Linked DNA regions of Homo sapiens: region 1 is linked to region 2. A link is a loop called in an ENCODE intact Hi-C map of the cell type or tissue named here. Cell type or tissue: endothelial cell of umbilical vein. All regions are shown on one strand. Links, peaks and the distances in the headings refer to the core of each region. The heading gives the core; the rest is flanking DNA.

Evidence for each region. Hi-C counts contacts between places; a loop is a spot of excess contacts. Peaks named below come from ENCODE experiments on the same cell type or tissue, not always from the same donor. Only the 100,000 strongest peaks of a DNase experiment are listed, where the experiment ranks them.
Region 1: a loop joins it to region 2, with 6 times the contacts of the local background. A loop is called at or near these places in 7 of 110 quality-filtered maps.

The regions. Positions count from the first base shown.
Region 1 is chr5:73,940,480-73,951,574 of GRCh38, forward strand. It overlaps LOC105379034 (a long non-coding RNA gene), which reads left to right and starts at 5,619. Exons shown (of 4, transcript XR_001742745.1): 1 at 5,619-7,018. ARHGEF28 (Rho guanine nucleotide exchange factor 28) reads left to right here. Exons shown (of 36, transcript NM_001177693.2): 36 at 365-1,511. The coding sequence ends at 534. In endothelial cell of umbilical vein, for the core only: a CTCF peak has its summit at 5,209 (motif pointing right); no DNase peak of the experiment used is centred there.
Region 2 is chr5:74,643,361-74,654,455 of GRCh38, forward strand. It overlaps a transcript of HEXB not described here. Among named protein-coding and RNA genes, the nearest start is that of ENC1, 8.2 kb to the left of the region's middle. RefSeq lists a silencer at 1-278 and an enhancer at 5,689-5,768. In endothelial cell of umbilical vein, for the core only: a CTCF peak has its summit at 5,645 (motif pointing left); a DNase peak (open chromatin) is centred at 5,601.

The sequences.
Region 1 (11,095 bases), core at 1,735-9,734, 700 kb before region 2:
GCTCTGCAGATGCAAATATAGTTGATTTACACATAGCTGGAGTATATACTGTATTTCCATGACTTTCACCCATTTTAAAAAATAAATGGGCATCCCTTTTTCAGCAATAGCAGCGGTTTAAGATCCCATGAACAGTAACCCATATTTAGTCACAGGAGACATTTGTGCACACAATCGAACATATCTTAATGATATTGATGAATGATTTTGACACCTATTATGTTCCTTTCTCATTGGGCTTGGCCATTCTGTGGCTGACTATATGGGCACTGCATTTCCTAATCTTAGAGAGCTCTAACGCCAAGACATCTGCCTTGTACATCTCAGGTGGCCTCCTGTAACCTGTGCTGTCTGTTTCTTGCAGATTTGGACACCTCCCACACTGAGTCCCCAACCCCCCATGACTCAAATTCACACCGCCCTCAACTGCAGGCGTTTATAACAGAAGCAAAGCTAAATCTACCGACAAGGACAATGACCAGACAAGATGGGGAAACTGGAGATGGAGCCAAAGAAAATATTGTTTACCTCTAATTGTGTTGTCATTTTTCCAAACAAAACAAAACACTGGCACTTTTGGGAGAAACTTTTTGTCTCCATTCCTTATGTATGTGTGATTGTCTGTGTCCAAATTGCTTTAAGAATAATATTTAATATTTCCTGGAAGCTCATTTTTTTGGCATGAGTCTAATTAAATTATTGAAAGCCACCCTGTTTGTATAATCTTTAACTTATCAAATCTAATTTCAGATTTCTGGAGGAGAAACTAACTTGAATAAGCAGGACTATTTTAAAAGTTGTTTTGACGCTAGAGTAAAATTCCATGTCACATTTTCTACCCAATCATCTGGATTTCAAGATTCCTTTTAAGATCTCAATGAAGCAATTTGGATTTAAAGAGTGGTATTCACAAGGGGTGAACTTTCACAGTCAGGGCAGTTGCCTCAGTGCCCACATAGGCAGAGGAGGATGTGGGAAAGGGTTTTTCTCAGCTAGTTTTTGTGTGCTCATTTCTTCTGGGAGCATTAAAAGTGGTGATCTGTTACAGTCACTATTCAACTGGGCACGTGTTGTGATTGGTCAGTCACTGAGCCAGGGATACAGTCCGGACTTGCTTAGTACCTAAGCCTAATGCTGGTGGGGTTTCAAGACATGGTTCAGCATCATCTTTTAACAAGGCCCAGAGGCCCAGAGCCCCCATCAAGTCATTTTGATGTAAATAGTGAACTTTGTTAGAGCCCTCACTTCTATCAATCAGCTGTCCTGTCCCTGCCAGCACCTGGAGCACCAACTACCACTCCCTGGAAAGAACCCTTCCCTGCAGTTTTTTAAGGACAAAACTGCCCACTCCTCATTAAGTTTGCTGCCTGGATACACTTTTCCACAAAGGAAAACTGGCATATCCTGCCTTCCGAGTAGTATGGGTCTCTGTGTGAGAAACCAGGAGATATTTTCATCTTGTTCGGAAATACTTGTATGTATTTTGGTGTCAATAAATATCTTGTACCTCATTATTTTACTTTGTAATTTTAACATTATGTGTAGGACCATAGTAAAACATTCATTTCACACAGACATCTAATCTCACCTCGTGAAAAGTGAAAATAAAGGAAAACTATTAGATTCATCCAAAAATGCAACACCTACTGGGAGTGAGATGTGATAGGAACAGAAAAAAAAAAAAAAAAATCACCCGGATCTCAATAGTTTTTTCTCCCTACTTAAAGTTGTTAAGTTGGATATCTACATTGTGTTTTTACTTAGGCAAGTCCAATCCTAATTTTTTTAAAAGCCCCTTTTGGGGGCAGTCTTTTTCTGACTTTAGCTGGCTATTTTTGTAACAATTACATTAAAAATTCGGTGACTGATCTTTTCACAGAATGGATATAACTTATTAAACTTCTATTCAATCACTTCACCTCTAAGCTGAACTCTTCAATTACAACATGTATCTCCCATTCCTAAAGACATCTAGAAATATCTGTCTTTCCTCTTTCTTCAATAAAGTCTAGTCCAGGATCCTATATCTCTTGAATGAAAAGCATGCAGATATTTCAGTCTAAATCCTTTCTCCAATAACTATAAATATCTTTCCTTTCTTCATGAAATTATATATAGAAATAGTGAAAATATGTTAAGATGTTCAAAATCCTCATGGGGTTCTTTCTTTCTTTAAAAATGTGTGAGCTCTGGATTTTCAAGACCTGCAAAACAGGTCTGCATGCAGTTCCTCTGGGAAAGCCAGAGCATTTTTTAAGTACCTATATTCATAGGTTCCTCTGGGCAATTCTCTTATTTAATATGATGACTTTTCAATGGCATATAACTACATTTCAAAGCTTTCTTGATGATAAGTTCTTCCTTTTCACCATGTCCCCACTATGTAATGAGCTCAGATCCTGCTATGGTCTGAATGTCTTAATGTTTATATCCCCCCCAGGTTTGTATGTTGAAAACCTAATCACCAATGCATTGATTATTAGGTGGACCTTTAGGGGGTGAGTAGAGCATAAGGATGGGGCCCTCATGAATGGGATTAGTGCCCTTATAAAAGCGGCACTAGAGAGCTCTCTTGCCCCTTTGCCATGTGGAGGATGCAGCAAGAGGACACCTTCTATGAACCAGGAAGTTGGCCCTCACCAGACATGGAATCTGCTGGTGCCTTGACCTTGGACTTCCTGGCCTCCAAACTGTGAGAAATAATAAGTTTCTATTGTGTGTAATACACCAAGTTTATGGTCTTTTGTTATAGTAGCCCAAACAGACTAAGGTCTCAAGACAGAGTCACAGAGTGACTCTAGCACAAATTTACTAATCTTAAGAGATGACCACCCTATTTTTCAGGATCATAAATGGGTTTCCCCAAAAGGACCTATTTTTCTCACCAAGTTAAGAGCTTAAAGGAAACACTCATTCCTTTAGAGATCTGTCCTAGAAAGAAAAGCAATATTTTTGCTCTGTCCCTTCCAGGCTGCATGAATTTATTCATCATTTCATTTAGAGTCCAAGCTACTCTGCATTTCATCAGGACTACATAATTCCTGGAATCGTGCAACACTTCCCAGCCCACTCACAGTTGAAGCCCTATTCATTAAGAAAAGGGTAACAGCCCTTGGCACAGAGGACTTGCTGTGTGTGTGAGTTATGTAAGGTGAAGAATGTGAGCATAATTACATCATGGGGTGACAAAGAAGTGGAGAGGAATATGTATTTCTTCCTGTGACCTAGGAATACATGAGCTACTTTCAAACTGAGAACCAACCTGAGATTGTTAATGTCCAACCTCTGTATCTCTCTCATTGAGAGGCAGCAGAGCATAGAAATTGAAAGTATGGATTCTGGATCCACATCTGCCACTAACTCGTTGTGTGTCCTTGGCATGTTACTTCACCTCGCTCTGTTTCCATTTCCTTATTTATAAAACAGGGATGACTACCTTATGGAATCGTTGCAAGAATTAAATTATTAATATATGCAATATGCTTAGAATAGAGCTTGGGATATACTAATCACTTAATATATGCTAGCCATTATTATCATATTATTTTAAAAATCTGTTAATAATTGCTCAGCCTAGTCCCAGTCTTTAGGCAGATTTCTTCCGCATAGCCAGAAAAAGTGAATAGAAAATTCAAGTGTCTGGAGATTGCTAGACGTAAGACTGGGGAAAGTTAGGTAAGTTGAAAGTTAGCTTTCAACTTATTTGCATTTCTAAATCTCCTCTTAACTCATGTATTCAGTAAACATTTATTGACGGTCCGCTAAAGGCCAAGCAATCTGTGTGGGACAAAATAAAGATTAATAAGTATGCAAGCTATTGGAGAAGACTAACACATGAACAGATGATCCTAAAGTAGAGAGGTGCCAATAATTATATAGAGAAGTACAAGTTGCTATAGGAGCTCACAGGAAGAGCACATTGGGGCCTAGTAATACGTGAAATGGAGGGAGTTGTTCTAAAGAAGAAGATGCTTGAGGCTGGAAGGATAAAGAGCAGGAGTAGGGAAAGACATTCTAAGCAAGGAAAATGCTATGGTTTGAATATGTCCTCAAATTTCATTTGTTGGAAACTTAATCCCAGAATTTTTAATTGATTGAAGGTGAGGTCTTTGGGAGGTAATTAGGATTAGATAAGGTCAGAGTGAGGCCCCCATGATGGGATTGGTTACTTTCTAAGAAGAGGAAGAGAGACCTGAGCTGACATGCATGCTCTTGCCCTCTTGCCATATGATACATTCTGCCATGTTATGACAAAGCAAAGAAGGCCCCAGATGCCAACACCATGCTCTTGGACTTCCCAGCCTCTAGAACTGTAAGATTGTAACATTTTGAAATAAATTACCCAGTCTCAGATATTCAGTTATCATAACAGAAAATGGACTAAGACAGAGGGAAACCTGAGCCAAAGTCTGGAGGTTTGAAACAAAAGACATGAGAGACTGTGGCATACGTTTGGAGATACCCAGAATGATTTCCTCCCCTCTAGATTAAGGTGTCCAATGAGAATGTCCATCTATCTCTGCCTCTTTCAAGCACTCTATATAAGAAGTGGGGAAATGTGGAAGTCCACCCCTGCCCTCGTTGGAACTGATCAGGTTCCAGGCTATGGAGCAATAGCGGACTCCTTCCTGGGATGCTATGCTCTTAAAGTGTAACCAAATGCCCTCTCATCCCCTCACCTTTCCACATCCACCTCTTCCATAAAGCAATGTAGGTTCTGGTCAAATGGGGAATTGGATATCTTCCTATTTGATCCCACGCCACAAGAAACTAAGAGTAAAAGGGGTCCTGGGATCACCTGAAGATGCTTATTGGAACAGAGGGGACCAAGAGGATGCCTAAGTGTACCGCTAAGGGGTGGATTGATGACTTGCATGATAACCCACAAGGCAAGATTGTAAGTGGAGAAAAAAAGAGACAGGCTCATGTACCTCTTCTGCTTTATTTTTTACCCAACCCTGATGCTACCCATAGCTCCCTGTTTTAATCTACCACCTAGGGCTGAGTGGAGCATGGAAAAGAAAAAAAGGAGGGGAACACATGGAAGATTCCAGAATTATCTTGATTGACATGCAGAGTTTGCTCTTTTCTTTCCTGACTGCCTCTCATGCACAGATGTCCCTCTACCAATGTGAGACAGGCAGCAAAAAAATATGGAAAAGCCAAACAGACTTGGGCCCTACTTACTGGATCTCCCCCAGGGCCACAGGGTTGCACACCACCAGGGGGCACTATTCATGCTCTGGAGCACACATACGCGTAGATTCCAACGTGAGTGGAAACTTATGGAGTTGTACAATCCTGCAACCTTGCTTCTGAGCTAGGTTTGCTTACCTATGAAATGAGGATAATAATAGCTATGTCCGGATCACCTGAAGTCAGGAGTTCGAGACCAGCCTGGCCAACATGGCGAAACCCCGTCTCTACTAAAAATACAAAAATTAGCCAGGCATGGTGGCAGGTGCCTGTAGTCCCAGCTACTCGAGAGGCTGAGGCAGGAGAATTGCTTGAACCTGGGAGGCGGAGGTTACAGTGGGCCGAGATCGTGTCACTGCACTCCAGCCTGGGGGACAAGAGCGAGACTTCGTCTCAAAATAAATAAATAAATAAATAAATAAAAAATAATAACAATAGCCATGTCTTGCAGGGCTGTTGTGAACTACTTGAAGAAGCCCAGTGCAGTAAACGGCATACAGTCAGCACTCTAAAAATGAGAGCAGTTGTTATATGCTGGGGATAGGGGTAGAAAGAAGGCAGGCTTGGGCATGCTCAAGAATCGAAGTAGCTAGGGCATCGCTACTTTGGTTTTGTCCAGCTCATTTTCCCGTGCTGAGAGATGTCGAAGATCAAAGCCTGTTAGGATGCTGGGCTCAGAGTAAGAGCTTCATGCTACTTATTGGATGAGAGGATGAACAAGAGTCTTTGGAAATCAGAGATCAAAGGGTCGTCAGAACTAGAACTAGAACTCTGATCCATTACATTTCTTTGCCTCTGGCTGGTGAGTTCAAAGCAGTCAGCTCGAGTTGATGATTGAACATCGTTTTGGGTGAAGTAACAAGGGACCATGGTTCAGTGGTTCTGTAGAAGCTTCATGGCTGAGAAACTTCAACATGCCATTATTTGAATCCTAGTTGTCTACTCTTTGAATGGCAGAAAGTCAAAGGTTTTAGATACTACCAGCAGCTATGGGTCTCATAACAATTGCCCAAGGAGAAAGAATGAACTTGGTACGAACACAGGATTATATTTTCTTTGCTAATTTCACTAGATTCTATAGTTACATTAGAGAACTGTTCCTTATTTCTGGAAGAGCCCCAATTTCCACCTTCCCCTTTTTTATGCATAGGTCTGGCAATAAATTTAACTTGGCTCTGTCTCCAGGCAATCCAGGGTTAAACTGTCTCCTAGGGCACACAATTTCAGTCCCTAGGGAAAGTATGAAAAACCTTCTCTTCTTGTTCAGAAGCTCAATTGAGTGTCTCCATTTTATTTCATAAATGAGATCTGATTTGTCTCCTAACATGTATTTTTACTTACTCAAGAGTGTGTCTAAGTTCTTTTCTTTCTCTCCTGAGCTGGTTTTGGGTTGTTTGCCTATTCATAGAAGGAAACAGTGAGGGAGAAAGCAGCTAGAACTCTGATGAATGGTTTACTTCTTGTTAGCAACCCAAGTTAAACATTTAATGATGGAAGCGGGTATGGGCTGAAATGCCATTTGGGGGTAAATGCCTGGCTTCATTTTTTCATGCTCTCTTTACCACTACTCGCCCCAGCCCCTCACACCCTGTATAATGTCTGAGCAGGTTTTCTGCATAGTTGCCAGTGCTTATTTTTACAATCTCTAACATAACAGCTTCAAATATAAACACAAACATAGCCAGCATGAACGACAGCATCTGCATTGGCCACGGAGCTAAAACAGGCTCTTAGAAATGTGCTTGACATTTCCCGTGGCAGCTTCACAGCCTCCTTGGAAAGCCTTGGTCCACCTCTCTGCTGCTGACAAGCTCTGATTTGGGTAAGATGCTGGCAGGTGCCAGCAAAGGACAATAGGCTTTTAATTAAGGTCTGTAGAGCCATAGCTCAGGAAACACACCTCCTGAAGAGTTTTTTTTTTTTTTTTTTTTTTTTTTAAAAACACTTGCGTTTCTTCTTGCTACCCTACGAACAGTAACTGTGTGCTCCATCGAGGCAACTGTGGTCGTTAATCTTCCGTAGCACAGGAATTGCTAGTAACATAAAGGTAGTAATGGGATTATGTTTTCTTTTCTTTTTTTTTTTTGCAATAGCTTAGAAAATTAATGTTAACTTCTGTTCCTAGTTTGGGGCAGTTTTTACTATGATGAAGCTGAATGTGATCATACAACTCCATCTTTCCATCCAAACTCCCTCCATGCAAATTTCTTATTATATCTGACACAGAATTAATGTAAACATTTTTGTAATGGCCATATTTTGAGTCACTCACTTAGAGGAAGGTTTTCTAATGTGGAATCTGAGCCTGTTAAGCATCGTTGCTATGGAGACTATGAGAGTTGGATTAATTAAGGCTTGAACAGATGTGAAGTGTGCAGAATGCACTATTTTCTGTTAGTAATTAAAGAGGGTATGTGTGTACGTGAGAGAGAAAGAAAAATAGAGACAATCCGAGACAAAGCAGTCAGACGTGCTTGGCACCGGACATGTGACATTTTCTTCAGTAGAACTAACTGCTGATAACTCTGCTGACACTACTCTATTTTCTCCTCCACCCATGCCAGACAGAATAATTGCTTGAAATGGCCAAGCAGTCCAACCTTTCTTTCTTTTTTGGTCTGATTTATGATAGGCCCAGGAATATACAAAAACATGTTCTTGGATCAGTGAGTTCAAACGACCCATCTCTCTGAACACTCGAAAGTCAAACTGGACTGTGTAAATGGTTTTTAAGCTGCCTGGCAGGAAGGCCAAGTTTGCAGACTGGAGCTCTATTAGTTGTCCAGCCCCCTGGTAGTATTGTCATCAGCGAATTGATAGCCAAGAGAGACACTGGCTGCGCAACTGCCAAGGAGAAATTGTCATGGGAATGCCTTTAAGACTGGAAAGTGAATGAAACATCAGTCTGGTTTGAGTTTAATTTGGAGAATATTTGTTTCAGTTTGAACTAAATCTTTTGCTTTTTAAAACACTGTATTTCTATTTTCTCTTAAGTAATATAGTAACATGAGGTTTAGGTCTGAATTCAGCAGATTAGGTTCCATTGGAATCCTGCTTAGTGGCCCCAGTGAGTGGTGTCCCCATATAGCCTCCTGGTTGGCAGGAAGTAGTTAATGGCTTAAAAATGTCTAAAGGCTTTTCTGCTGGGTTGGCAGCAGTTTTGCTTGAACTGGTAGCTTTTGAAGCATGATCATTTTTTGTTTGTCTCGCAGCTGTGGAGGTGGGGTTGTCTGAATCAAAAAGCATCACAGAGGTACTTTGTTTCCTGGTGGACTGTGTCCTGGTGGCCCAAATTTGGCCTCTTCCCACCCACAGACTATGCAGGATGAGTTAGAAAGTAATGATGCAATGGGGAATTGCGTGGCCTGGGAGGTCAAGTGTTTGTGTATGTGTGTGTGTGGTGGTGTGTGCAAGAGCACACTCTCAACTAAAGCATGTGTCTCGTCAAACTCCTACACCTCTAAGGAGTCAGGCACATCCACAGACATAAGTTTTCCCAGTCTTGCCATGTCTCTACATGTCACTAATTACAGCCTGATTCTGTGAGGGTTTCAGTCTATGAATGGGGCAGTTTAAAACAAAACAAAACAAACAAACAAACAAAAAACAACTAGGTGAAGGCTGCAGGCAGCACTCTTCCATCTTAGAAATCAGACATCTTTTGGTTGTGCTATTAAGAGCCATAGAGACAGGGAAACAGGGACAAATTGGATCAATGTGAATTTATCACTATCTGGGGAGAAAACTTAAGTCTGCATCTTCATTTCCGCATTGTCCTCTACAACTGCGACCTAAAGTTCACTCACCCTTAAACATGACTGTTAAATCTGTTGTATATTCCATGTTTCTTGTCATTTGAGGATTATGTCCATTTATCTCATCGGAGAAAGCATTTAGTGAGGCTACAGAAAGTAGTATTTGCCATTTGAATCAACTGTGATTGATTTTTACATCTCTGGGTATTAATAAGAAAAGTGACTTATTAAATATAATTCTGTTTGCCTTTTCTTTCTCCCCACCACATATAGATACAGGAGAAAGTATATTCTGGGTACTTTGTGAACTGAAAAGGAAATTGGGGTGAGAGAAAAAACAACAGCAGTGGTTCAATGCCTTTGAAGGGACATCTGTTAAATGCTTTAGGAAAAGAGCAACAATGGAAAGCTTGAAACCAATAAAACCAGAGCCAGCACAGGGAGTTAATTCAAGAAGAAAATCCACTTTCCCTCTAAATCATCAAATTTCGAGAAGTGTTTTATATTTGGCAGACATTAGTATGTATTCTCTGTGTGTGTGTGCCTTCATCCATACTTGTTTGTATACGCACACTGTTTGAAGTCACTTCAGTATACTTAAACAAACTACCATTTTCCTTCCATTTTGTCCTTCCATATGTTAGTATGAGGCCAAAAGTACCCAATTGCCCAGTTGCTATCATGCTGTAGACATGATCCACCATTTCGCTGTCTTAGTCTTTTGGCTGTTAAAACAAAATACCATAGACTGGGTAGCTTATAGAGGACAGAATTTATTGTTCATAGTTCTGGAGGCTGAGAAGCCCAAGCTAAAGGCTCTGGCAGATTCAGTGTCTGGTGAGGGCTCCTCTTCTGGTTTATAGATGGCTCCTTCTAGCTGAGTCCTTACGTGGTGGAAGAAGCAAGGCAGCTCTCTGAGGCTTCTTTTATAAGGGCACTAATCCCAGTCCCTTCTCTGTGTAGCATTTCTTCTTCCCAGGTTTGGAGCAGGACCTCTCTAGAATAAGGGTCTTCAAAGGAGAAGAGAAAAGGAAGACAGTGGCCTTTCTAGGTTTTATGGCTTGCTTTGGGAGAGAGGGACTCGAGTTTCTATGACTCACCTTTGGGGAAGAGGAATTCTGGTTTCTATGATTTGCTTGGGGAAGAAAGAGCGACAGGAGACAGGAGGGTGGGGGAAGGTCAGAAGATCTTGCTTTTGAGGCCCTTCCAGTCTCTTTCAGTTCAAAGTACTCAACACACCAAGGTGTCATACTTTGGGGTATCATGTTCTGCACTCCAAGATCACAATAACTGGGAAGAATTACTAGCATTAAGTGAACAGGAGAAGCAGGAAAGCTAAAGGTCCTGTGGTGAGTAGGACAGTCCTGTCCAAGATCAGTTGCCAAACCGCAAAAGCCCATTGAAAAACATGGATCAAATTTCAGCTTTTAGAATATTTTTCACAGTGTGAATTCAAAAGTGAGAAGTCATTTAGAAATCCTTATACATTCTGAAAAGTGGCTATTTGTAGATGCCAGTAATATGGAACATCTTGATTTTGAACCAGAGCAAGACTTTTAGGAAGAGTATCATTGAAATTCAAAGAGGAGCCTTAGTTCAAGAATTCTTAGAAAAATAATTTCCTTAACATTGCCAACCTCATTGTGATAGACAGGGCAACACAAAGCCAAAGTTAACGAGGCTCTGACATTTTTAAAGAACATATTCTAACTTTAGCTGACATTTAAATTAGAAAGCCCAGCAGTGTAGCGGGGAGCTGATTGATTTGGAAAGCATGGATCCAAGATAATGAGGGCTCTGCCATGCTCTTCCTAGTGATGGGTAATAAATGAGCTCTTCCTGGCCAAAAGCAAAGGAGATGAGGCAGTTCCTGCATTTGAACTGCAGGCATTTGCACTGCATTGAGACGAAAAGTCATTCAGATACTGCTTTTCTTCTGCTCACTATAGCAATATTTTCATATTAGCCTTCATAATGAGCAGGAAAAAGACCCTGGTAGAAAAGACCCTGGTAGGCATTTCATGTGTCAGAAACACTAATGGTTGTTTTCTTTAATTTCCCAATGTGCTTGAGACATACTAGCCTTATAGACAGCCAACAAAAATGGATTCTAGAAGTAGATTGGTCCTGCCTTGACCTGCCAA
Region 2 (11,095 bases), core at 2,162-10,161:
AAACTTCTAAACAGGGCTGTCATCAAAACTGGACGACCATAGACATAGCAGATATCTGAGTCACAAACAAGTCAGGAAATGCTGCTTACACTGTATCCGCATTACACAATAGCCAACACTTCACACAAGACATTAGGCCAGTCCTGTAGGCCCTTGGGAGCAGGTCTTTGCCTCTGTCTTGTGACATCAAACCAAAGTCTCATTTTTTAATGCTATTAAGAAGCTGTGCCCAAGGCTTTGGGCTTGTTATCTCCCCTAACAATGTTATTTTGTTAGGCCGCAAAATAAGCAGCATGCGGTTAAATGTATTAGCTGCCTTCAAACCTAATTTATCTTCATTCCTTCCTAATTTACACTTGGGCTGAATTAATGAGAATGATTTAATTAACACGGTGCGATCATGGTACCAGGGACAGGACAGCTCAGGGAATTAGACCAAACAGTAGGCTAAGCAGCTGCCATCCTGCCTCCGGTGGTCTCCTGAAGCCCCACCCAAATTCAGACATGTTCCCTGCTGGTATTCCAAAAGCGCCCTCTTTGTTTTATGAGGACACTTTCTGAATCTGTGCAAGGAAGATAGCACAGCTTTCCTTCCCCGAGTTATTTGCTAGATGGACTTCAAGGCTGTGTCCTGGAGACAGAGTGTGGCAGAGGGGCCAACTGCCCACCAAAGATTTGTGCTCCCCTTCCATAGTGTCAAGTTCGTGTTGGGAAGTGGACGCCCAGTCAGGGACCACACCTCCCAGTAGCACATATGTTGCGATCAACATCCCTGAAGGGGAAGGGAGGGAAGCAGGGTGGACAGATGGAGATGCTGAGCTGGGATGTGGTCTCAGCCAAGCCTTGGCTGACGCCATGGGGACCTCTGGAGCTGAAATGGCCTCACAGGTTGTCTGCATTTAGGGCAAGAAGGCTTTTATAGGGCTACATCACCCAGTTGCTGAATGCAGCTTGCCCAGGGAAGGGACCATGGCTTTGGGCAAGGTGGTGCTCTTTTGCTGAGGGAGCTGCCAGCACACACAGAGGCTGGAGGAATAAGCCCTCCATTCCCAAAGGAGGATCTGAAGACCTCAGAACAGTGAGAATACAGATATACAAACCTAGGAAAATGAGACCTCAGCTTCCATCAGCAATCCTCTTATTTTTAAAAAGAGAGAGAGAGGAAAGTCTGGCTGTTTATTAAAGAGATGAGAATAAGGAAAAACACAGGTAATCGATACAAGAAATTATCAGCATTTTATAAAACAGTTATCACTTTTTTGTCTGGGGAAGACAAAGGGTCTAAATCGATAGTTTTCTAAATTTTGGTTTGCCATCTTCTATCTTTGTGCGTTAAAAAAAGTTATGTTTATGTTAAATATCTGTCATGATAAACCTTGAGAGTATTCTTCCTCTTTTTTTTCCTTTTTTTTTTTTTTTTTTTTTTTTTGAGACAGAGTCTCACTCTGTTGCCCAGGCTGGAGTGCAGTGGCGCAATCTCGGCTCACTACAACCTCCCCCTCTCAGATTCAAGCAATTCTCCTGCCTCAGCCTCTCAAGTAAATGGGACTACAGGCGCCTGCCACCACATCCGGCTAATTTTTGTATTTTTAGTACAGACAGGGGTCCATCATGTTGACCAAGCTGGTCTCGAACTCCTGACCTCAGGTGATCCACCCATGTCAGCCTCCCAAAGTGCTGGGATTACAGGTGTGAGCCACCACTCCTGGCCTCCTTAGGAGTATTCTTAAGATTGCATCCGAATTGGTTTGATCATATTTTAACATTTCAGTTGCTTCCTACATCCATTATGTGTGTCACCTTATGTGTATTTTGTGAATTAAGCTGGATTGTATAGTATGATTGTTTTTAGAGGTGAGCCCGTGCTAAGTTGCCAGGCTGGAGTGCAGTGGCTATTCACAGGCCGACATGGTTCACTGCAGCGTATAACTCCTGGGCTCAAGCCATCCTCCTGCCTCTTCCTCCTGAGTAGCTGGGACTGCAAGCGGGTGCCATGGTACCTGGCTCCATATAGTATGATTTTTAACTTCAAATTCCAATTGTTCACTACTGCTACATATAAATACAATTGACTTTTGTATTATGATTTTTAATGGAAAATGTTGTGTGAAAGTCTGTCTTTGTCCCGTAAGTACTAAGCACCACTGTTCGTGTTGAGCTCCTCTATTAGGGGCTTGTTATAGATGGGAAATTCATTCTTCCTTTGAGACTCCTTCACCTTATACAGCCCTTCAAGGAGTGACATTTCAAGGAGTAGACAGTTTATTGGCTGCTTACAGGACTGGAGAGAGACATATTTGAGTCACTTTCCTTGTATTACTCTATAAAGTTAGGTCATTAGGAAATCAAGTGATCTAGACTGCTTATGTTGTTTCTACTCCAGGGCCTTTCAAGACAATTATCTTCACAGCCTATTGTAGGTTATAGATTTTAGGGTCAGCATTTAAAACAGCGCTTATTATTTTCTCAGAACAATGTATGGTAGAAATATAGAAAACACAGAAAAGCAAAAGAAGAGCCGCAAACCTATCACTTGGAGATAATGACACTCATTAATCTCCATTTAAGTTCCATTCTTCCTATGTCTGCATACTATTTTTTTTTAACAGTTATGTGATTAAGAGTAGAGACTCTAGAACCAAACTTGGATCCCTACTTTTATATTTAGTAGCTGGGTGTTTGAGGGGCAAGTATGGCAATATCTCGGTGCCTTCATTTCCTAATCTGTAGTATGGGATAGTAACAGTACCTGGCTGGAAGGTTGTTTTGTGGATTAAATAAATTAGTATGTGTAAAGTACATAGAACAGTGCTTGGTATGTGGGAAGGGCTATATAATGCTGGCTTTTATAATGATTCCTTAGTAAACTGCTTAAGGAGAATGATATTCTTGAAACCTGTAGATATTTCCTTCCAAGTAACTCTCCTAAATAAAAGTGACTTGAATCTTTATCAAACTCTTATTTCCACATCTGCTCAGTAGCACTGGGTTAAGGGACACACTGGTGTCTTGAATGAGTTCACAGATCTCTTAGAGTGTTTACTTGAGGCTCTGCTCTTCTTGCACACCCAAAAAGCAGACAGCTTTTGCAACAAAAGCTCAGATTCATGGAGTCTGCCTTTGCCTTTTCCCATCTGTTATTGATACTGTCTTCCTGTTTTGTACTGGGACCACTGGTCTTAAGTTGACAATGAACAAACAATTCATTCTTTTTTTTTTTTTTTTGAGACAGAGTCTCACTCTGTCACCCAGGCTGGAGTGCAGTGGCATGATCTCGGCTCACTGCAACCTCTGCCCTCCGAGTTCAAGCGATTCTCCTGCCTCAGCCTCCCGAGTAGCTGGGATTACAGGCGTCTGCCACCGCGCCCAGCTAATTTTTTGTGTTTTTAGTAGAGATGAGGTTTCACCATCTTGGCCAGGCTGGTCTTGAACTCCTGACCTCGTGATACACCCACCTCAGCCTCCCAAAGTGCTGGGATTACAGGCGTGAGCCACCACGCCCGGCAACAATTCATTCTTCATTCTCCATTACTTTAAAAAACGAAGCTGCTGCAAAGGGAAAAGAATTTAAGAAATCACACGTTTTAAAAAGAAATAGCTAGCTATATTTAGAAGAAGGTAGCCCTGCCAAAACACATCACACATGGAATATAGATGCCTACTTTTTCCTGCCCTGAAGAGCTTGGAGAGTGTGCTTGGTAAAAGCTCACTCAGATCTATCAGAATCACACAAGGCCTCTGTGGGGTGTGGCTTTGCACAACCCAGGGGAATCCTGAACCATTTTTCTCCCTGTTTTTCTTTTGAGTACCCCAAGGCTCCTGGATCCAAACTCTTAATTTGTTCTAAGTAATTACATTCAACAATTGACCGTTGTTTGAAGCAATGAAAATGCAGGTTTTGTTTGGCCTCTATGCTCTGCTTCTAGGGCACAATGCCAAGTCTCTAAGCATGTCTGGGCATGAAGAAGGGACTAGAAGAAGGGACCTTTGTGGTCCAAGGGCTTGCACCTTTGAATGAATATTAAAAGGATTTTATGGTACTCTGCAAGCACAGATGCTACTTACTGCTTATAGCTCAGCTTGGGCAGGAGTCTGAAATCAGGAAGCTGCAAGTTAACATTAGCAGAATGAACAAAGAATGAAGAAAGAGATAGAGACACTGATGCGTGTGTTGTCAGAAAGAAAGTTTCCATAAGTGTTTCTCCTCATGATTTTGAAAACACGACATGAACAAGGATATATACAAGCATCCGCAAATTTCTCTTAGCCTCGTAAGTAATTTTAGAAAACATTCACTATAAGATCCCAAATAAAGTTGGAAGACTTGCAATTTCTTTATCTGAGGATATTTGGAAATATTGACATATCAGGAGGAAATGGTAACTTTTTAAAAGTATGTATATTCAAATAGTTATGTCAGTTTTCATACCCACAGTTATCTGAGAAATTGTGGTTTCATTCATTTAGCCAATCAGTCATTCATTCAACAAATATTTATTTACAGGCATCGTGCTAAGGAATATCCCAGTTTCACTAGGCTTCTCTCCCAGCCTTTCATTGTGATCTTACAGTGTCTAGGCTTGGCCTGCCATCAGTGTACTTGTATTTGCATTTGGAAGGTATCTCCTTTCAACTCTGAAAGACAGAGGTGGTCTAATGGAGGCCAAGAGAACCCATGTTTAGGCTGAAATGCCACCATTTAGCAAATATGTGATCCTGGGCAAAGTATTTATTCTCTCAGACTCAGTTTCTCATCAGTAAAATGGGGCCTAATAATTATAATATCCAGTTTGCAGGGATACTTGAGGATTATAGAGCATAAAAGCACTCTGAAACTGAAGATCTCTGTGAATGGTCTTTTATTTAATGCCTGAGAAACTTGCATTGCCTTAAGAAAATTATCCCAAATGGTCCAAGCATTAGATTATTGTAAGAGATGAAACCATTTCTTCTGACTATTGTATTAAAAAACATATTTACTTTTGTAGTTGACTTTTTAAATTCTTAATATTAGTCAAAGTAGTAAACACACATGGAGGCACACTCAAATAGTACCGAAGGACAAGAGGAAAGGTGCAGTCCCCTGACACCTCCAATCCCCTTCTCCAGCACAATCTGCAGAAAGAACCATGCAACCATTCCTATTTTCTGTTCTTCAGCTTTACCCCACAGTTATATTGCCCTTATACTGTCTTAATAGTGGGAGGAAACATCCCGGGGTTTTCCAAAACTGCACCAATTTCTTCTACACCTCTTCTAGGACACTTGTTGAAAGTGAACAGGAACACCTAGGTACATTCTAATTTTTCAAACAGTGGTTTTCCAGGCAGAATCTTGATCAATGTCATCGGCATACATGTTCATTTTTAAAATTCCATACATAATTTTCTATGGCTTAATAAAATATAAACAACTTTCCACATCCCAATTTTTTGCATGTGTGTTATTATGGACAAAAGTTTGTTTTGCTTTTTTTGCTTGTTTGTGTGTTTCTTGTGCTAGTCACCTAAGAATGAAACTGCCACCCTCAACAAAACCAGGAATGGAACACTGTAGCACAGAACACAAATGCGGGTTTCCACAGACCACAGCACAGAATTTGGGTAAAGCAATAGTGCCCTCTTCTGGCTACAATGAAAAACCAATTATAGAAGGGTCTGAAGATATTCAAAACCAACCCTACCGAAAAAGAAAACAATGAACATTGTGTGTAGACCCTTGTGGATCCGTTTGAGCAGCCACTCTTGCTGTCATAGCCCTAAAGTTTCTGCATTCAAATGAGCAATGCCAAATGTAATCTGGGGTCCGGCCGGCCTGCAACAATGCCGTGAGCTCCTGTGTTCCTTAGACTGGCTAGCAGAGGGCACAGCTGGGTCATGTATTTTCTCAGCAGAGACTGAGCAATTTCCAACTAGCCAACCCAGTGCCACTGCCCCCTCTGTGCACAATAATAATATAAGTTGTCCTGAGGGCCCCTGGACAGGGACTCATTTGTCCAATGGGATGGTCTTGGAGCTAGTAACAATGACTAGAATCCCTAACATTTATATGGTCTTGTGTGCTAGGCACTTTCTATGCTTATTTCCTTTAATCCCCACAGCAACCCTGAAAGAATAATGTCTCACTTCGGTGAAGCCAAGAGCTGAGTGCTTAACCACTGAACTACATTGCCTCCTCTATTTTCCTGATTATCTAAGGCCCATTCTTTTCTGTTCTCTGGAATGCCAGCCTTGAACACCTGGCACATACCCAGTGGATTTCTAAGAAATGATTTTCTTGGTTTACTTTGCTCCATGTTGACAGGCCTGATAAAGGTGTGACAAATGAGAAGCTGGAATCAATTGACTAAAATGGTATAGTTGTGTTTTTTTAATCCACTTGTACTCTTTTACCATAGTTGATTGAATGTCTTACCAGATCATTCTTTCATTCTGGCACACAGTACCCATAAGAGATTGTTACATCAGTTCACAAGCAAAGGAATGTCCTAATCAAATTGCTCTTTTAAATTTAGATCAGACATAGTTCCTTAACTATGGAATGAAGCACTGTTTCCCCAACTATGATCAAATCCCAAATATTGAGAGAAGCATCTTTTTCCCACTTTGAAATCTGTAATCCAAATGTCCAGGCAAGCTCTGGGTATCCTCCTGGAAGGATCTGGAGCAAAAATGCAATGGAAAATGAAGGAAGTGTTTAACTTCTTGGCTGTAGCCAGCAACTGTGACATTATGTTTAAAAACCCACGATGCACAGATTCAGCTGAAGTTTGAAGTCTTTATATAGGACAATGGTTTACAGATGCAAAGCATGCTGTCAGTGAGCGGGCACGGAACCTCCTCGAGCATGTTACAGTGCCTTTCACTTCTTGAAGAAGCCAAACACAGTAAAACCTCAATCGTCTAGAAGCCAGCTCACTAGAATAATTAATAAAACATTTTTCCTACACTGAACTTTTAGAGGACAGATGCTAAACACACAAAAACATATCCCTGTTGGAGCATTCTTTTAAAAGCAAATGATGTTTACCTAAGCAACAAATTGGTAAGATTTACTTGATAAACATGAACTAACAGTATAAGGGCAATATTATTATGGGGTAAAGCTGAAGAACAGAAAATAGCAACTGTTTCATGGCCCCCTCCGCAGATTGGGCTGGAGAAGGGGGTTGGAGGTGTCAGGGGTCTGCTGCCTTTCCTCTTGTCCCTCGGTACTGAGTGTGCCTCCATGTGTAGTTACTACTTTGCCGAATATGAGGAAGTTTTAAAAGTCAACTGCAGGCCAGGCGCGGTGGCTCACGCCTGTCATCCCAGCACTTTGGGAGGCCAAGGCGGGTGGATCACGGGGTCAGGAGATCGAGACCATCCGGGCTAACACGGTGAAGTCCCATCTCTACTAAAAATACAAAAAAAAAAATTAGCTGGGCGTGGTGGTGGGCACCTGTAGTCCCAGCTACTCGGGAGGCTGAGGGAGGAGAATGGCGTGAACCTGGGAGGCAGAGCTTGCAGTGAGCTGGGATCACGCCACTGCACTCCAGCCTGGGCAACAGCGTGAGACTCTGTCTCAAAAAAAAAAAAAAAAAAAAAGGCAACTGCAAAAATAAATGTTTTTTAATACAATAGTTAGAAGAAATGGCTTCATCTCTTACAATGATGTAATGTTTGGATGATTTGGGATAATTTTCATAAAGCAAGTTTCTCAGCCATTCAGTAATATGACCATTCATAGAGATCTTCAGTTTCAGAATGCTTTTATGCTTTGTGATGCTCAGGTATCCCTGCAAGGTGGGTATTATAATTATTGGGCCCCATTTTACTGATGAGAAACTGAGTCTGAGAGAATAAATACTTTGCCCAGGATCACATATTTGCTAAATGGTGGCATTTCAGCCTAAACATGGGTTCTCTTGGCCTCCATTAGACTACCTCTGTCTTTTCACCACTGTGTGTCTAACCCTTAGCGCAGCACACAGTAGTAATGTAACTATTTATAGCATGAATAAATTTAATACGTTTAACAAATGAATGAATGGCTCTTCCTAGTACCTCACAAAGAAATATCAAAATTATGCCCTTTGTTCTATACTCGCTAAGGCAAGAAAGTCTAACAAAACATTTCAAATAAATTTTCACCTTGGACTAACCCCAAATGATTTGCCTTAGGCTATCTAGAAAGCTTCATTTCCAGAATATTTTGCTTAATCAGTTTCATTGGATGCCTCAAGAAATAGGACCACATTCAGGGACATCACTTAAAGGAGGATTCCCCCAAATCTCCAAGCAAGGACGATCATTGACATATGATGAATAAACCTGTACAAATAACCGAGGTCTCTTTTGAAGCATGAACCTTTCTATGGATAAACTAACCAGCATCTCTGTGCTTTTCCTCTCATGATAAGAAGTATTAAATCACCCAAACAGCAAGTCACCCAAAGGCTGAGGTAATTCATTTCTGCTCCTGGGTGATTAATTGGTCTGTATGCCTTGGTGCTAGAAGTGATAAGACTTAGGTAATGGAAAGCCAGAGCATATCTCCAGGTTCACAATAAGTAATGGGTTATTAATTCGAACATGCCAGCACAAATCCTCCTGGCCTGTGGTCAGGTAGGTAAGTCTATTTGCCAGCTCTGTGTAAAACTACTCTTATGCCAGACAAACTAGGACGTGTCTAAAAAGTCAGACACTGCATTCTTTTGCTTGGTCTAATACTCAACTCTGGCATGAGATGTCTACGTGGAAATTAAAATGATGAACTCTTTTACGTGAGTAGGTAATACATATGCATGGATCAACCATAAATAATAATTAATGTCCATTTAGAGTCACAGTGGTTTACCTCTCAACAATCCCAGGAGGTAGATACTATCATTATCTCCATTTTGCTCATGAGGAAACAGGGGCAATGATGCGTTTGAACTTGTGCAAGAATCCAGTTATTAAATGGCAGAATCCAGACCCCTCGCTTTCTTTTTCAGAGCTGTGCTCTCCTAGTGTGTGGGCCTCCTGGCCCACGTGTCCAGCAAGCAAGCCACTCCTGAATACACAGTAGCCGTTTGCCTTCATGTATTTGCTTAATCAATGGTACGAAAATTGCAGCCGCTCCCATGTGTTGGGATGTTTTGCAAAATTTTTTACATTCAAAAGAGTCCTCATAGTTGGGTATAGTTAGGACAAACAGACCATAAGAAAATGTAACTTAATTTTTCTAGAACAGAACTTTTTACCATAAGACCCTAATCTGCTAGTTTGGTGGAAACTTCATTTGAGTCATGTAAGGGATTCCCTCCCTTACCCCCACTACCCCCAGGATTGTGTCCAAGTTCCAAAGTGTTCTTGAGCAGCCAAAAGTCAGGGATAGAGGCTCATCTGGTCCTCCCACATCTGCCCACAGCACCAGCTCCGAGATAACCATCACCCTCTCTGAGCTCCAATAAGGTGGCTACTCAGTCTTGTCTCACTGCAGTCCCAGGCCCATCCCATAAGGAGCAAGGGGGAAAAGCCTCCCTCTTGGGCGACTACACACATCTACGCTAGTGACACATATCCCTTTATATACCAGTCATTTTTAATGCCCTCTTTGCTTTACTGAAATGGAATTTATAGATAATAGACTCTATTGAATATAACTTCAAAAAACTTTAACATTTCTTAACTGTAATGTAAAGGAGGACCCAATAGAAAAGTATAATAAAATTATATGCACTCAAATATGTGAATGCTCTAGCTTGACTACAGTAGGAGGCATTATAAAAAGAGTCAGGTGGTTACACACACATGCAGAGTCATTGTGAATACGCTTCTACAAATGCAGACTGAAACTGGGTACTCTATTGGCCCTTCAAGTACCATGACTCACATTACGTCAATAATTTTTTAAAGTAATTTTTACAAAATGATCAATTCTTGCTAAAGTTTAAAAAAAGTAGCTGTCCCTCAATTTACACAGTAATCCCACTCCTGGATCATTCAGTGAATATTAAAACACTACAAAAATACTATGTAAAAAATATAGGTGGGCAACTTTCCCCTCTGGCCAAGATGAAGTAGCAGGGAATCGCTTTCTGCTCCCACCTGAAACAACAGAAGCCAGCAAAGCATATGAAACCATTGGGTCAGCAAGCTCCAAAAGCCAACCTTCCAGGCCATGGTTTCAGGGCTTCTGTGATCAATTCCTGCAGGATCTCAACTTTAAACCATTAAATACATCCTCTCTCTTTGCTTGAATGTACAATATAGATTTACAGTTTGCTAAGGGGTGCTTTCATAGGAGTTGTGATGTTGATGTCATAGTTACTTTTGGCCAAAAGTGATACTGTCAAGCCCTGATAAAGTTCCTGGAATTGTAAACCTGGCATGACTGAAATCCTTCTGTCAAAATCAGTGGATTGTACACTCTGCTGACCAGAGAGTTATGAAAGGCACAATGGAAAGATAGCACATAAGCCAAAATTCAACAGAAAAAATTTATTGAACGCCTACTATGTGTCTGGTTATAGAGGTCGATAGGTCACATCTTCAAAGAGCTCAGAGACTAGTAGGGGTGTGGTCTAGTTGCAGGCTTCTAAATCAGTAATAAGGCCATGCCCATGCCAAACATCTCAATTTCCCATGCAAAAAAAAGATCAAGGTGTCACTTATCCTATGGACGCCAGCTTGAGGGGCTCCAGGTGTAGACAGTGAGTCCTCCCGGCTCCATCCTGGTGAAGCTGCCCTCACTCCCTTTGCCCCACCCAAGATCATTCTTGTGGACCCAGGTGTAGCCAGCTCACACTAGGTGCTCCTGAGTGTGAGGAGCCAATGCATCTCTGGAATGTGGCTCACTGAAAACATCTGTCTCCAAGACAGCAGGTATTTATCCAGTGCTTCTCAAACTTTAATGTGCACACGAATCACTTGGGGAACTTGTTAAACTGCAGATTCTGATTCAAGAAGTCTGGGATGGGGGCAGAAATTTTGCATTTCTAACGAGCTCCCAGGTGATGCCGACACTGCTGGTCTGCAAAACACACTTGAGTCCAGAGGCCTGACAAGACGCAGCATTGCAGAAGATGGCTGTAACCACAGAATCACACAAAGACATTCCCACGAGATAT